Regions from separate parts of the Homo sapiens genome. Here all the other regions are linked to region 1. The links are chromatin contacts, found by Hi-C or POLR2A ChIA-PET in ENCODE. All regions are on one chromosome and are shown on one strand. The core of a region is the stretch at or near the end of the contact, and the rest is flanking DNA. Distances in the headings are between cores, read along the strand shown. Region 1 holds the start of ANKRD37 (ankyrin repeat domain 37). Region 2 holds the start of LINC02427 (long intergenic non-protein coding RNA 2427). Region 3 overlaps FAM149A (family with sequence similarity 149 member A). Region 4 overlaps ACSL1 (acyl-CoA synthetase long chain family member 1).

What was found. Hi-C counts contacts between places; a loop is a spot of excess contacts on that map. ChIA-PET counts read pairs that join two places held with the same protein, here RNA polymerase II (POLR2A). Pooled maps may share reads with other maps.
Region 2: a loop to region 1 is called in a map of naive thymus-derived CD4-positive, alpha-beta T cell, with 22 times the contacts of the local background. The contact joins the promoter of LINC02427 here to the promoter of ANKRD37 in region 1. A Hi-C loop is called at or near these places in 3 of 168 maps with a recorded cell type or tissue (CD4-positive, alpha-beta memory T cell and naive thymus-derived CD4-positive, alpha-beta T cell), 1 of 37 single-sample maps with no recorded cell type and 12 of 50 pooled maps. POLR2A ChIA-PET finds 5 or more read pairs at or near these places in 1 of 52 experiments (activated T-cell).
Region 3: a loop to region 1 is called in a map with no recorded cell type, with 4 times the contacts of the local background. The contact joins the enhancer-like site here to the promoter of ANKRD37 in region 1. A Hi-C loop is called at or near these places in 8 of 37 single-sample maps with no recorded cell type and 4 of 50 pooled maps. POLR2A ChIA-PET finds 5 or more read pairs at or near these places in 1 of 52 experiments (activated T-cell).
Region 4: a loop to region 1 is called in a pooled map, with 11 times the contacts of the local background. The contact joins the enhancer-like site here to the promoter of ANKRD37 in region 1. A Hi-C loop is called at or near these places in 6 of 50 pooled maps.

What each region holds. Positions count from the first base shown.
Region 1 is chr4:185,395,373-185,398,422 of GRCh38, reverse strand. It overlaps ANKRD37 (ankyrin repeat domain 37), which reads right to left and starts at 1,582. Exons shown (of 5, transcript NM_181726.4): 1 at 1,473-1,582; 2 at 1,121-1,273. The coding sequence starts at 1,499. LRP2BP (LRP2 binding protein) reads left to right here and starts at 2,499. Exons shown (of 9, transcript NM_001377440.1): 1 at 2,499-3,050. RefSeq lists silencers at 1,597-1,966, 2,187-2,376 and an enhancer at 1,997-2,066.
Region 2 is chr4:184,536,044-184,539,093 of GRCh38, reverse strand. It overlaps LINC02427 (long intergenic non-protein coding RNA 2427), which reads left to right and starts at 1,511. Exons shown (of 3, transcript NR_147158.1): 1 at 1,511-1,592. RefSeq lists enhancers at 1,171-1,500, 1,571-1,780.
Region 3 is chr4:186,148,773-186,151,822 of GRCh38, reverse strand. It overlaps FAM149A (family with sequence similarity 149 member A), which reads right to left. Exons shown (of 14, transcript NM_001395294.1): 2 at 2,540-2,650; 3 at 2,119-2,257. Among named protein-coding and RNA genes, the nearest start is that of FLJ38576, 41 kb to the left of the region's middle. RefSeq lists a silencer at 1,690-1,885 and an enhancer at 1,904-3,050. Within about 2 kb of position 1,642, at least 9 of the 41 ENCODE cell types and tissues checked have a DNase peak (open chromatin) inside an H3K27ac peak, as active enhancers do.
Region 4 is chr4:184,762,163-184,765,212 of GRCh38, reverse strand. ACSL1 (acyl-CoA synthetase long chain family member 1) reads left to right here. Exons shown (of 21, transcript NM_001995.5): 15 at 288-360; 16 at 1,958-2,046; 17 at 2,690-2,806. Among named protein-coding and RNA genes, the nearest start is that of CENPU, 30 kb to the right of the region's middle. Within about 2 kb of position 1,577, at least 8 of the 41 ENCODE cell types and tissues checked have a DNase peak (open chromatin) inside an H3K27ac peak, as active enhancers do.

The DNA.
Region 1 (3,050 bases), core at 333-2,832:
TTCATTTCAGTATGGAACCTTCTAAAAATCTCCTCCTTTGGACTGAATTTTTAAATTCAAGCTTTTTATTTTTGTTTTTTTCCTCGGTAAGCTGCAAAAGCTTTTTATTTTTGATTAGTTCTTTTAGTTTGCTTTTTCATACCGTTTTCATTAATAAAAATGTGTGGCTGGGCGCGGTGGCTCACGCCTGTAATCCCACCACTTTGGAAGGCTGAGGCAGGCGGATCACCTAAGGTCAGGAGTTCGAGACCAGCCTGGCCAACATGGTGAAACCCTGTCTCTACTAAAAATACACAAATTAGCCGGGCACGGTGGCGCGTGCCTGTAATCCCACCTACTAGGGAGGCTGAGGCAGGAGAATCTCTTGAACCCAAGAAGCAGAGGTTGCAGTGAGCCGAGATCGCGCCATTGCACTCCAGTCTGGGCGACAAAAGCAAAACTCCGTCTCAAATAAATAAAAACGTGTAGCCATATGCACATACATTAAAATGTAAGCAAATAAAAAGAGTTCTTCCAGAAAAGTTTACAATTTAAAATTCACCATGCTTTAATATTCAGTGGAAGATGCAAACTACAGTAAGAAAACTCTTTAGGAAATTAGAATGCTTGTGGACATAGCTCCTAAGTATTTCAATTGCTGCAGGGAGACTTTTGGTAATGTAGCAATTACTTCTTTTGAAATAAACTAGATCTGTGCTGTTCAATATGATAGTCAACAGCCACTTAAGGCTAGAGTATTTGAAATGTGGCTAGTCTGATTTGAGATACGCTGTCACACCAGATTGTGAAGACAGAATAAAAGAAAGTGTAAAATATCTAATCAGCAATTGCTTTGATTACATATTGAACTGATAACATTTTGGACAAATTGGGTCAAATACTAAAATTTCATGTTTCGTTTATTAATGTGGCTACTTAAAAACTTCAAATTTCTCATGTCCTCACATCAAGACTGGAAAAAAACTCTTAAATTACATCTGTGTCTTGCATTATATTTCTGTTGGACATCGCTGCTATAGACATGTTTTTAACAGCTGAAACAACTCTTGGCGTCTGAGAAATGTTTGTGTGTGTCTGGGTTGGAGGGGACGGCTGTACACAGCAACAGTTACCTAGTTACCTGCTGGTTGAGGTCAGCGCCCGTTTGCAGCTGCCAGAGAAGAAAGCAAGCAAGGCCGCTTCCTGCGGCTAAGTGGACAGGCGACTGCTTGCAGGGATCCGGGGGTGCGTTGACCGAGGCCCCTGTCTCCAGCAAATGCTTCAGACCATCCACCTGCAGGAAGAGAACAGATCCAGCACCCTTCCCACCTTTGTCCAGTCCCGCGCCCCTCCGGGCTGGAAACCTCCCCGCCCTTCACAACCAGCTCTGACCAGGCAGCGCCCAGTGGTCCGTCCCCGCATTAACGAGAAGACGAATCTAGAAGCTTGAGCCTGCAGGACAAAAGCTCGGGCTCTGTGAGCCCGAATCTCACCTCGGGGTTGCAATCCAGCAACAGCATTTCCCGCCTAAGGCAGATGACAAGAGTCCTTGGAAGTGCAGAGAGGTGAGACACTCGCCGCACCCCGACAGGTAAGAATGCGCAGGCTGGCCCTAGCACGGGAGAATTTAAAGACCGCTGGGACTTCCGGGCCGGCCCTTGGCAGCCGCGCCCCAGCTCCGGTTACGCCCGAGCAGCCTAATCCTCAACGACCCGGACCCTGTCCAGCCCCGCCACGGCCGCACGTACACAAACACTGGCACGTGGAGCCCGGCGCCGGGGGCAGGGGGAGGGGGCGGGCGCGCGAGGCCATCCGCCGATTGGCCAGCTGTGGATGCGTCAGGCCCTCCCACCTCGGGGCGGGGCCCGCGGCGGCCCCACGGAGCCTCAGCGCGCGTGCGCAGGGTAAGTCAGTGGGCGTGAGAGGACTGGAGTAGGAGCGGGTGGGGCTCCGCGGCCGCCATGAGGCGCGCTGAGTTTGACACGTCTCCCGGTAGTGCGCCCGCCCTTTAATCCTTACGGAGAAGCGGGAGTTTCGGCTGCAGGTTTTGGCTCTGCCGGCGCGCACGTAACCAGGAAACTGGGAGCCACGCGCAGCTCCCCGTCGACGCCGCCTTCAGAAGCCGCTGTGCACTGCGCTGCTGCCGCCTCGGCGCCGGGGAACGCAAGTTCCTTTACCTCGCGCGCAGTCGCCCGCCTCCCAACCCGGGAGGTGAAGGCGGGGACGGCGAGCGCGAACTCGAGGGGATGGCTGTCCCGAGTGGCAACGGCCGAGCCCGGCCCGCGCAGGGACCCTTGTGGAGGGGCCCTCGGGGAGAGGCCGCAGCACGCTGGGGTCGTCACGCTGGTCCACGCCGGGCTCTCCTCCCGGGAGAGCGGACCCGGCCGCGTGCGATTCGGACCCGCGGGGCTGGTGAAGCCGCTGTCCGGCCCCGCGGGTGCTGTCGGGCGTGCGTCACTGCTTTTTGTAGAACATGACCTGACTTCCGATGGCAGCTACTGACGTCAGAGCTGCTCCCTAGACTCTCCCTAAGCGTCTTTCCAGAAGGATCTGCTTAGAAACCAAAGCTCCAGCCGAGTGTTTCTTTTCCCCTACATTTTTAGTGATTCCCTTCTGTTGATGCCTTTGAAAGCTCGGAGAAATAAATACGTTTATTGTTATGCTGTTAGAAAACAAGTTCATGCTTGTCCTCTAAAGATAAGTGGTCTTTTCATTCTACTTTTTGTTTTGTAGTAAGAGCCATAAAATTTGCAATCGCAAGTTTATGTTGTTATACTTAGTTACCCAAGGGGTAGTTTTAAGCATTTTTATTCATATGAATATTTGAATATAAATGTGTGTTCAAATATATAGAATCGTTCTTATATTCCACATTTTTAATATTTAAACTATTCACAATATCTTTTAATGATGTTTAAAGAACGGCAGTGTAGAGATACTGTTGTCAGATTTGTGAGGTGAGCACACGTTGATATTGCCAGTTTCGCTTTTGTTTATCAATTCAATAAGCACTGCTTTTTAAAACACGTGTTGAAGCTTCAGGTTTGCACAGAAGTTCATTTTCAGGAATT
Region 2 (3,050 bases), core at 262-2,761, 860 kb after region 1:
CAGGTCTTCCACACAACCCATTTCATTAGTCATTAGTCAAATTCAATTTTCTTTTTTTTTTTTTTTTTTTTAGACAGAGTCTCACTCTGTCACCCAGGCTGGTGTGCAGTGGCACAGTTTCAGCTCACTGCAACCTCTGCCTCTCAGGCTTAAGCGATTCTTCTGCCTTATTCTCCCGAGTAGCTGGGACTACAGGTGCGTGCCACCACGCCCAGGTAATTTTTGTATTTTTAGTAGAGACGGGGTTTCACCATGTTGGCCAGGATGGTCTTGAACTCTTGACCTTGTGATCCGCCCGGCTCGGCCTCCCAAAGTGCTGGGATTACAGGTATGAGCAATCGTGCACGGCCATAATTTTTTTGGTTTTCTTTTCTTTTCTAGAAAGAAACAGGGAGGAAGGAAGGAAGGAAGAGAGGAAGGATCTGAAGTAAATATGATAAAACTTTGTCGTAGATACCAAGGTGTTTAAAAATTGCTCTATGTGTTTTTCTTTATACTTATTTCAAACCAAAAAATTATTTCATCTTTGTAAACAATGAGGAAAATACACATAAGTTTTATAAAATGCAACACTCTCATCCAAAGAAGACTAATTTTAACATTTTGATGTATATGAGTCCAGACTGTGCCATACGTTCATTTGCCTACAAGTCCTAATATATAATATGCGTTGGTGCTTTTTGTTGTTGTTTTTTTTGGGGGGATAGTTTTTGAAGAAGCCAAAAATTTTTTAAAAAGTTCTATTTATAAGGTAGATGACTCTGAGGTTTGTTCTTTCTCTGAGTCTGCGTCGGCTCGCCTTCCTTGATTCTACGACGTTTTGTCACAGTTCCACAGTCCCGTTTGTAGATCGTGTGGGTTATTCTTCACCCCACTCTGTCCACTTGGGGGCTATCTCAGTCCATTTCAGATCTGAGACTGGACGGAGGCCGACACCCGTTTCCAAGCCAAGTCTTCCTGTGCGGCCGACATTCATCAGATCACCCTCCCTCTGTGAAACGAGGTCTCCTAACGGCACCCCCTGACTTTTTTTCGACACCCTCATACATTTGGCCCTCGGTATCCACAGTGTTCCCCACCGATGGATTCAATCAACCAGGAATCGAAAATATCCTTTAATAAATTGCATCTGTACTGAACACGTACAGACTTTTCCTTACCATTATTCCCTAAACAACACAGTATAACAATTATTTACATTGCATTAGGTATTAGAAATAATCCAGAGAAGATTTAAAGTACACGGAGGATGTGCGTAGGCGATATGCAAATATTACGCCATTTTATATCAGGGACTTGAGCATTCCGGATTTGGTATCAGCACAGGTCCTGGAACCAATTCCCCAAGGATGTGGAAGGAGGACTGTATCATTCAGGAAAAAGTACAATCCTCTGCGGTGCTGCCCCCAGCTCCCCGCCTTCACCACTGCGCCTGCGCCTCCGAGAACGGACTACAACTCCCAGGATGCACCGCGCCCGCCACCGCCCTGGCAGCCCGACTTCCTGCTGGAGGTTTCCTGTGGCTTGGGGCTCCGCCCGGTATGGGGAAAGTTTAAGGCGGAAGAGCCCTCGTTTGTCGGCTGCTTGGGAAGGTATTGGGAACAGCTTATGTTTTTCTTTCACAAAAAAGCAGCAGGCACCACAGAGAGAGACGGCTGTCTAGTTTTTTGTTGGGCACAGATCTTGCTTCTCTGAACCGGGAGAGAGGTGTTTGCCCCTCGCTGCGGGGGCCCAGCACAGGTGGTTCCTGCTGGCTGTTGTCCTTGGTCACATCGTCCTTGGAGTTGTAGGAATCCCTCCCAGACTGTGGGATAGGCTGACAATCTTGGATATTATTGTAGTGGTGAATGTTTTCTCTTTAAGGGATTTCAGTGGGAAATTTAGAGGAACGTAGAGGAGGCTGTTGGGTATTTTACCCTGCGTGCTTCCTTTAGAGATTGTTCTGAGCTGTGTACTTTGTAATCCTTGGGCCCGGGATTCTTATCATGTTCTTTTCACTGGTTTTGGTTAATGTGTTTGTTCTGAAGACAGTAGCCTGGGGGAATGAGACATCTCCTTAAGGCGCCGCTTGACTGACAGACACCCTTAATGTATGTAATTCATGGAAAACTACAGTCCCCACCTCACCCCCCTAAAAAAGCAAAACATCTGAGTTAGGGGGTGTGTCAGATTGAAATGGTTGAAGAGTGAATGGTGGCTGGAAGGTGAGCAGTTAGAAGTGATTGCAAATTCCTTTCCAGTATATTGTCAAGAAGGATAGGATGGTGGCCTGACACCCAGCTCTGCTATTTATTCTGTTATCTCTTACAGGTTAGTCTCCCTCTTTGAGTCTTAGTTTCTTGTCTGTAAAATAAGGGTGATATTACCGGTCCTCCCTGCTTGTCAGTTTTTGTGAAGGCAGTTCAAAATAAAGTATGTCAACATAGTTCCTAAACCCCACAGTCTCCCAAAAGTGAGTGAGTTGGTAATCAGTAGAGTGTCCAGTGTAATACAAGGCCAGGGCCGCTAGAAATGCCGTTCAAAGCAGACCGCATCTACAAAATACCTTCACAGTAACAGCTAGATTAGTGTTTGATTAAATAATTTAATTAAATAATAATAATTAATAATAGCCTAGCCAAGTTGACACATAAAACTAACCCTCATACCCCAGAAAGTCTTTGCTCAAATATTATGTTTTCCTAACATTTAAAATTGCAGTCCTACACACGTGTACATCTTCCCTAATATTCTCTCTTCCCGTTCCCCTAGCCTGCTTTCCTTTAGCATTTATTATCTTTGAGCCATCCCTGTATTTCTTATCTCTATCTTTATTGTCTTTTTGCCTTCTCTGGAATGTTAGCTCCACGTGGGCGGGGCATTTTTGTCAATGTTGTGAACCGATGAATCCTCAGCACCCAGCACAGCATCTAGCACACAGTGGGCTCCTAAGAAACCTTTGCAAATCACCGAATGAAGCATTAATGTGAGCACTCAGTAAATATTTTTTCAAATGAATTTAGAGCTGGAGTTCATCATGAGATATTCCTGAACAGCCTCAGTAGGAGAGA
Region 3 (3,050 bases), core at 393-2,892, 750 kb before region 1:
ACTGTCACCCACTATGTAGGAGGGTGCATCACTTGGTAAAAAGATGGTGGCTTTGCAGTCAGACACACCTGTGCTCTAGCTGTTACCTTTCTGAGAAATGCCATCTCATTCTGAGCCTCGGATTCTTTTACTGTTAAATAGAGAAAACTTCTGCCACGGAAGTTATGAGACTCAAGAATTTGCATAGATAGAGGTATAGATGGACGTGTTCATACTGCCACAGACATCAGCGTAGACACACAGACACGTCCACATCTGTATGTCTGCAAACACAGGCAGCTCCTCACAGAGCTGTGCCTGACACACCTAAGCACACCTGCAAAATACAAGATTTTTTTTTCTTCTGGTGATACCACAGAAAAGAAAATTACTTTTGTAGAAAAGGCCATTAATCTCCTTAAATCAATGAACTGGAAAAAAAAATCCTTAGTTATCCTAAGAAGTGTGGTTATTAGGGTGAGGCCTGAGTATTAATGGAAGTTATACGAATTTCCCTGGTAATTCCATTAAACGTTGTACTAAAAGAATCCTAGAATTTGGACAGAGTAAAGCAGTGGTGCTCAGCCTTCTACCAAGGAAGGCGGGCTTGAGGGATGGTGGTGAGTGGGCGTAAGGGAGAGGAAGGAGGCAGCTGCCCCTAAGTAAGGGAGCTGCGTGCGTGAAAGGTCCTCCTAGCAGTGCTGAGCTGAGTCCCTTTCAGACCCCCTCGGTGCACCTGCCCTGCCGGCTCCCCTGAGAATCACAGCTGCACAGCTGCGGACAGAAGCGGATTCCCATGTGCAGTGGGAGTGGGGAACCACTTTTAAAGAAAGCAAAGAGGCTGGGCGCAGTGGCTCATGCCATGGGAGGCCCAGGCAGGCGGATCACAACGTCAGGAGTTCGAAACCAGCCTGGCCAACATGGTGAAACACCGTCTCTACTAAAAATACAAAAATTAACTGGGCATGGCGGTGCACACTTGTAATCCCAGCTACTCGGGAGGCTGAGACAGGAGTATTGCTTGAACCTGGTAGGCGGAGGTTGCAGTGAGCCGACATGGCACCACTGCACCTCAGCTTGAGTGACAGAGCAAGACTCTGTCTTAAAAAAAAAAAAGAGAGAAAAGGCCGGACGCGGTGGCTCACGCCTGTAATCCCAGCACTTTGGGAGGCCGAGACGGGCGGATCACGAGGTCAGGAGATCGAGACCATCCTGGCTAACACGGTGAAACCCCGTCTCTATTAAAAATACAAAAAATTAGCCGGGCGTGGTGGTGGGCGCCTGTGGTCCCAGCTACTCGGGAGGCTGAGGCAGGAGAATGGCGTGAACCCGGGAGGCGGAGCTTGCAGTGAGCCGAGATCGCGCCCCTGCACTCCAGCCTGGGCGACAGAGCGAGACTCCGTCTCAAAAAAAAAAAAAAAAAAAAAAAAGAGACAGAGAGAGAGAGAAAGCAAGCAAGCAAAAAACAACAACAACAACAACAAAACACCCAGCATAAACGAGGTAAAACAGAACACCCAAGGTGCTGCAGCCAGGTGGGCCTTAAAAAGGAGGGCTGTGTCCTGGGATCCACGGAGACCCTTGGAGGGAGGGGGAGGGAGGAGACTGGAGCCAGTGAGCTCCTGAGCAAGCTGGAGCAGTGGAGGCAGAGCTCGCCCAGCCAGAATCCCAGGCTCACACAGACAAAAGCAGTTCAGAGGCAACAGCGCCCCCAGCGGTAGGGGGTGAAGGTGAAATATCCGACTGGGAATACTGGCGGGGAGTTCTCTAATCACAGTGGCTGCCACAGCTTTTACTTTTCCAGCATTTCTTTCTTATTCAAGTCCTGAATTTCCGGCCATGGATACCATCCAAGAAGTCACAAGGAGCACACACCCGGAGAGCCGGCTGCAGGGTGGAAACAAGAAAACTGCGGGCAGCTAAGACGGGGCCAGAAGGTCACGAGGGAGTTCTGTTTTCCTCCACGGTTCGTGATCTATTATTTTCACATGTAACATGTACATGCTTTTACATGTATGTACATGTATGTATGCAATAGGTCATGCTTTTATAATTGGTAAAAATAATTTTGAATATAAGGAAGCAACTCTTCACTATAAACTGTAATTACAAGATTATCCAAAATATTCTGAGACATACGTCATCTCTCCAGGAATAAACGGAGCCCCTCTCCGTGGATGAGCCGGTGGTAGAGCTCTGTGTGGCCGACCCAGACCAAGAGGTGTGGGCTCCCGTGGGTGTATGGCTTCCGCTGGAGGAAAAGGATGACAAGGATTTGCTGCAGGAATGAACATGAGCAAAGAAATCACATTTGCTGGAAGGGCTTGGATGGCTAAGTGGCTTCACTTTTCTGAGCCTGCTTCCTCTTTCTTTCATTAAATATATTTATTAATTTCACAGTATACTAATTTTGAAATATTTTTACAGTGTGATGTTTACACTAGGTTAAAAATAAAACTGCATCTTACTTTTAGAAATTCATGGCCAGTCACTAACTTCCTTCCCACATTTGTTACGGGCATTTTGTGATTTTGTAATCTGAAGCAAGGTGAATTCTTACCAGGTATATTTATCAATGGCTTTCTGCACATTTCTTGTAAAATGCGTAGGTAAAGAATCTTTGCTCCTCACAGTAAAACCGTGCCTTCTACGTCCTTCTGACAGTCCTCTTCTGGAAATAAAATAAAACATGACGAGTCTCCCTAATGTAATAATATAGTTTTATTCATTAAGACTTTTAAAATTTCTCTTTTATACAAAGTTGCTCCTCTCGTTCTGCCACATCCCTCCAAACCCACCTGTGCATGAGCGCACACACACACACACACACACACACACACACACCCCATCCTGATGAAACTGAGACTTAGGATGTCATCATTTTTCTTTTTCTTAAAATCAAGGTTGCCATTAACCTATATGTACCTTTATGTGAACTGAAGACAACATCAACTTTTTGTGACTCAGCCAGAGAAGGAAAAGTTGCCCCAAACAGTTCACAGTATTTCAGGGATTTCAGGTCCCAGTTGTCCCTTGACCAGGGACAAGGGACTTACTTACAAAACCCAACC
Region 4 (3,050 bases), core at 328-2,827, 630 kb after region 1:
CCTGTGAATTGGCCAAGGGAGTTCACTGCTGCTGGGTGGTGACCAGTCACATAGGGGTTCTCCCTCGCTTGGCCACTGGAAGTTAAATAGAAGGTGTACCTGGGTGACGGCTGGTGTTGGCGTAAAGCACACTGGACCATTGAATGAACTTACTGAACAGACCATTTGAAATGAGATTTCACCAGTCAGCCATGACTTGGGAGTTAGTGAGACTTCATTGCTTGTGCACTTCCAGTAAAGGTGTGATTGTGCTCTCCTTAATAATGTTGCATCTCTTGGTGCCCCAGTTTTATGAAGGATACGGACAGACAGAGTGCACTGCCGGGTGCTGCCTGACCATGCCTGGAGACTGGACCGCAGGTATGGCTGTAGGAGGCTCCTTTTTGGAATTTTGTTATTCATACTGGGTTATTGGTATGTCTGGAATTGGGTTAATCACTGACTGGTTCATTAACCATCTTAAACAAAAGTGCTATGTTTCTGATCATTAGGCTCTGGGGGCAAACACTCTTGTAAGTCAGGGCACTGTGGGGAGAACACCTCCTGCAACTGAGGGGTGGCGCTGGGGATCTGACTGTAAAGCTGGTGGCAGCAGAGACTTGCCTAGACTCTACTAGTGACATCTGAGAGGGGCCCTGTGTTCCAGATTGAGAGTGTCTGGCCCAACAGAGCTTCCTAGTAATTGAGTAGGGTCTCGTTATTTGCTGGTCATTTTAAACAACAAATAGTTATTGAATTTGTACTGTGTGCTGTGCTAGGTGTTGGGACTACCAATAGGAATAAATACAAGTCCTTTTTCTCAAAAAGTCATTTCTCAAAAGGAAAAAGGAGGAGGACAAACAAAAATAATTGAGCATCTGTCATGGGTAAGCCTCTGTGATGGGTGCTTAGGATGTACCTAATGTCAGTGTAACCCCAACAGTGTCCCTGTGAGATAAGTTCTGGTACTTCTCAGAGGAAATTATAGATTGTTGCTTAAGTAACACATAAATGATGTATGAGAATTTACGCGGCATTATGCTTTGGAGCCAGGATTTCAACCCCGGCCTGACTGCAGAGCTTCTGTGCTTCCTCTGTGTCACCTGAGTAGTAAATTCTACACTGTGATAAATAAACTTCCCAGCTTATTTGGAGTATTATAAGTATTAGCACCATTTAGTAACATATATTCTAGAACCTAGCACTGTCCACTAACATCATTGTCCTGGAATTAACGCAGACAGTCTGTGAATCTTCTTTATGGTATTTGTTTAATTTTTAACCTCAGTTTCCTTAACAGAGAATTTGGAATACTGATCTCTAGAAGCTCAAATTATTAAAACATAGGAAGAATTATTTGTGATATCTAATGTGATATCTAACATATCTAATGTCTGTTGTTGCTGCTTTTGGAAAAGACAGCCCAGTCTTAACAGCCTTTGGCAAGAGAGTTAAGTTAGCTGTAGAAATAAGCACTGTCCCGTCTTAGTAAAAACTGTAAGACATGCTTCTTCATACGCAAGGAAATAAAGGCCGTGTTGATCAGAACCAGGTGGTGCGTGAGGTTTGCCAAAGCTGCATATGTTCTCTCTTCTTACAGAGAACAGGATGCTAAGAATTCTGTGTAAGATGAGTGCAAGTAATGGGTGGGGGCGATCGGAGGGTGGAAGCCGAGTGAAGGTTTGAGAGAGGCTGCTTCCAGGTGTTTGTAGGAACCTTCACATAGAGGCCAAATTACTCATAAATAACTCAGAGCATCACACTTGGAAAAGGTCCTGAAGACACTAAATATGTTCTTCCCTAGTCTAAGAATAGACTCTCTTAAATTATACTAGGAAGAGAATGGCTGTAATTGCAGAAATCAGAAGTTTATCCCAGCCGTTTTTCTTATGTGGAATCCTGTTTGCTATCAAAATAATTTGACCTGAGGTTATGAGTAGTTCCCTTAGGAATGACCATTTGCTTATTTAATATACAGGCCATGTTGGGGCCCCGATGCCGTGCAATTTGATAAAACTTGTTGATGTGGAAGAAATGAATTACATGGCTGCCGAGGGCGAGGGCGAGGTGAGTGAAAACCGTCAGTCATTTTCCCTCGCTGCCATTTCCTGTGATCGCTGGCCTTTGCGAATGCTGTGGTATTTCCCAACAGCTCAATAAAGCCATTGAACTTGACTTCATTGGTGATCCTGGAGTCTGCCAGGCTTCTTTCTGAGGGTACATTTATGTTCAGCTCTCGGGGAGTGGGCAGGAGGGACACTGATGCCTGTCTTCCTCTGCCAGGCCTCATAGGGATTTGGGCTGGAGAGCCTGCAAAGAAAGGCCCGGTGGCCTCAGTTCCTGGGACGAAGGTCCTGCCTGTTGATTGCCCTGGGTACCTATTAGTGAGCTGCTGGCTGCTGGATGGGAAGCCTAATTACTTAAAAGTGATTTCATCCCCTGCGGGGCTTTCCAACAGCTTTGAGCCAGAACCTAGGGCAAGCATTTGCCCTACAAATCGGCCAGAGCTGAGGTAATTCAGGAAGGGAAGTAGGGGCACTGGAGATCTCTCGCAGACCCTGGTGGGGCTCTGGTAACTCCCTCTGCATCCTGGAGTTTAGGGCTTCCAGCTAAAGGTTGGGGCAGACACACACGTACACACATGCACACACCAGTTTTCTCTGGAAAAACCCCAGTAAATGCTGTTCACTGATGATCTTCTTTTCTTTAGGTGTGTGTGAAAGGGCCAAATGTATTTCAGGGCTACTTGAAGGACCCAGCGAAAACAGCAGAAGCTTTGGACAAAGACGGCTGGTTACACACAGGGGACATTGGAAAATGGTTACCAGTAAGTTGCCGCCTCCTCAGGTCACAAACAGTTCAGTTCCACTGTGGGGAAGAAAATGTCTTATCTACTGTGCAGCTGCCATGTGGCAGTGGCACCCTGAATTTTCTCTTTCCCTTCCTCCTTGGTGAGTGGTATGATGTAGACTGTTCCATTTCCTGCAGGGGACAGGGTTACACTTAGCATCCTTGGTTGGATTTTCACTTTCACTTCAGCGAATATGTTTTGTTCTGATGCTTTTTTGTTT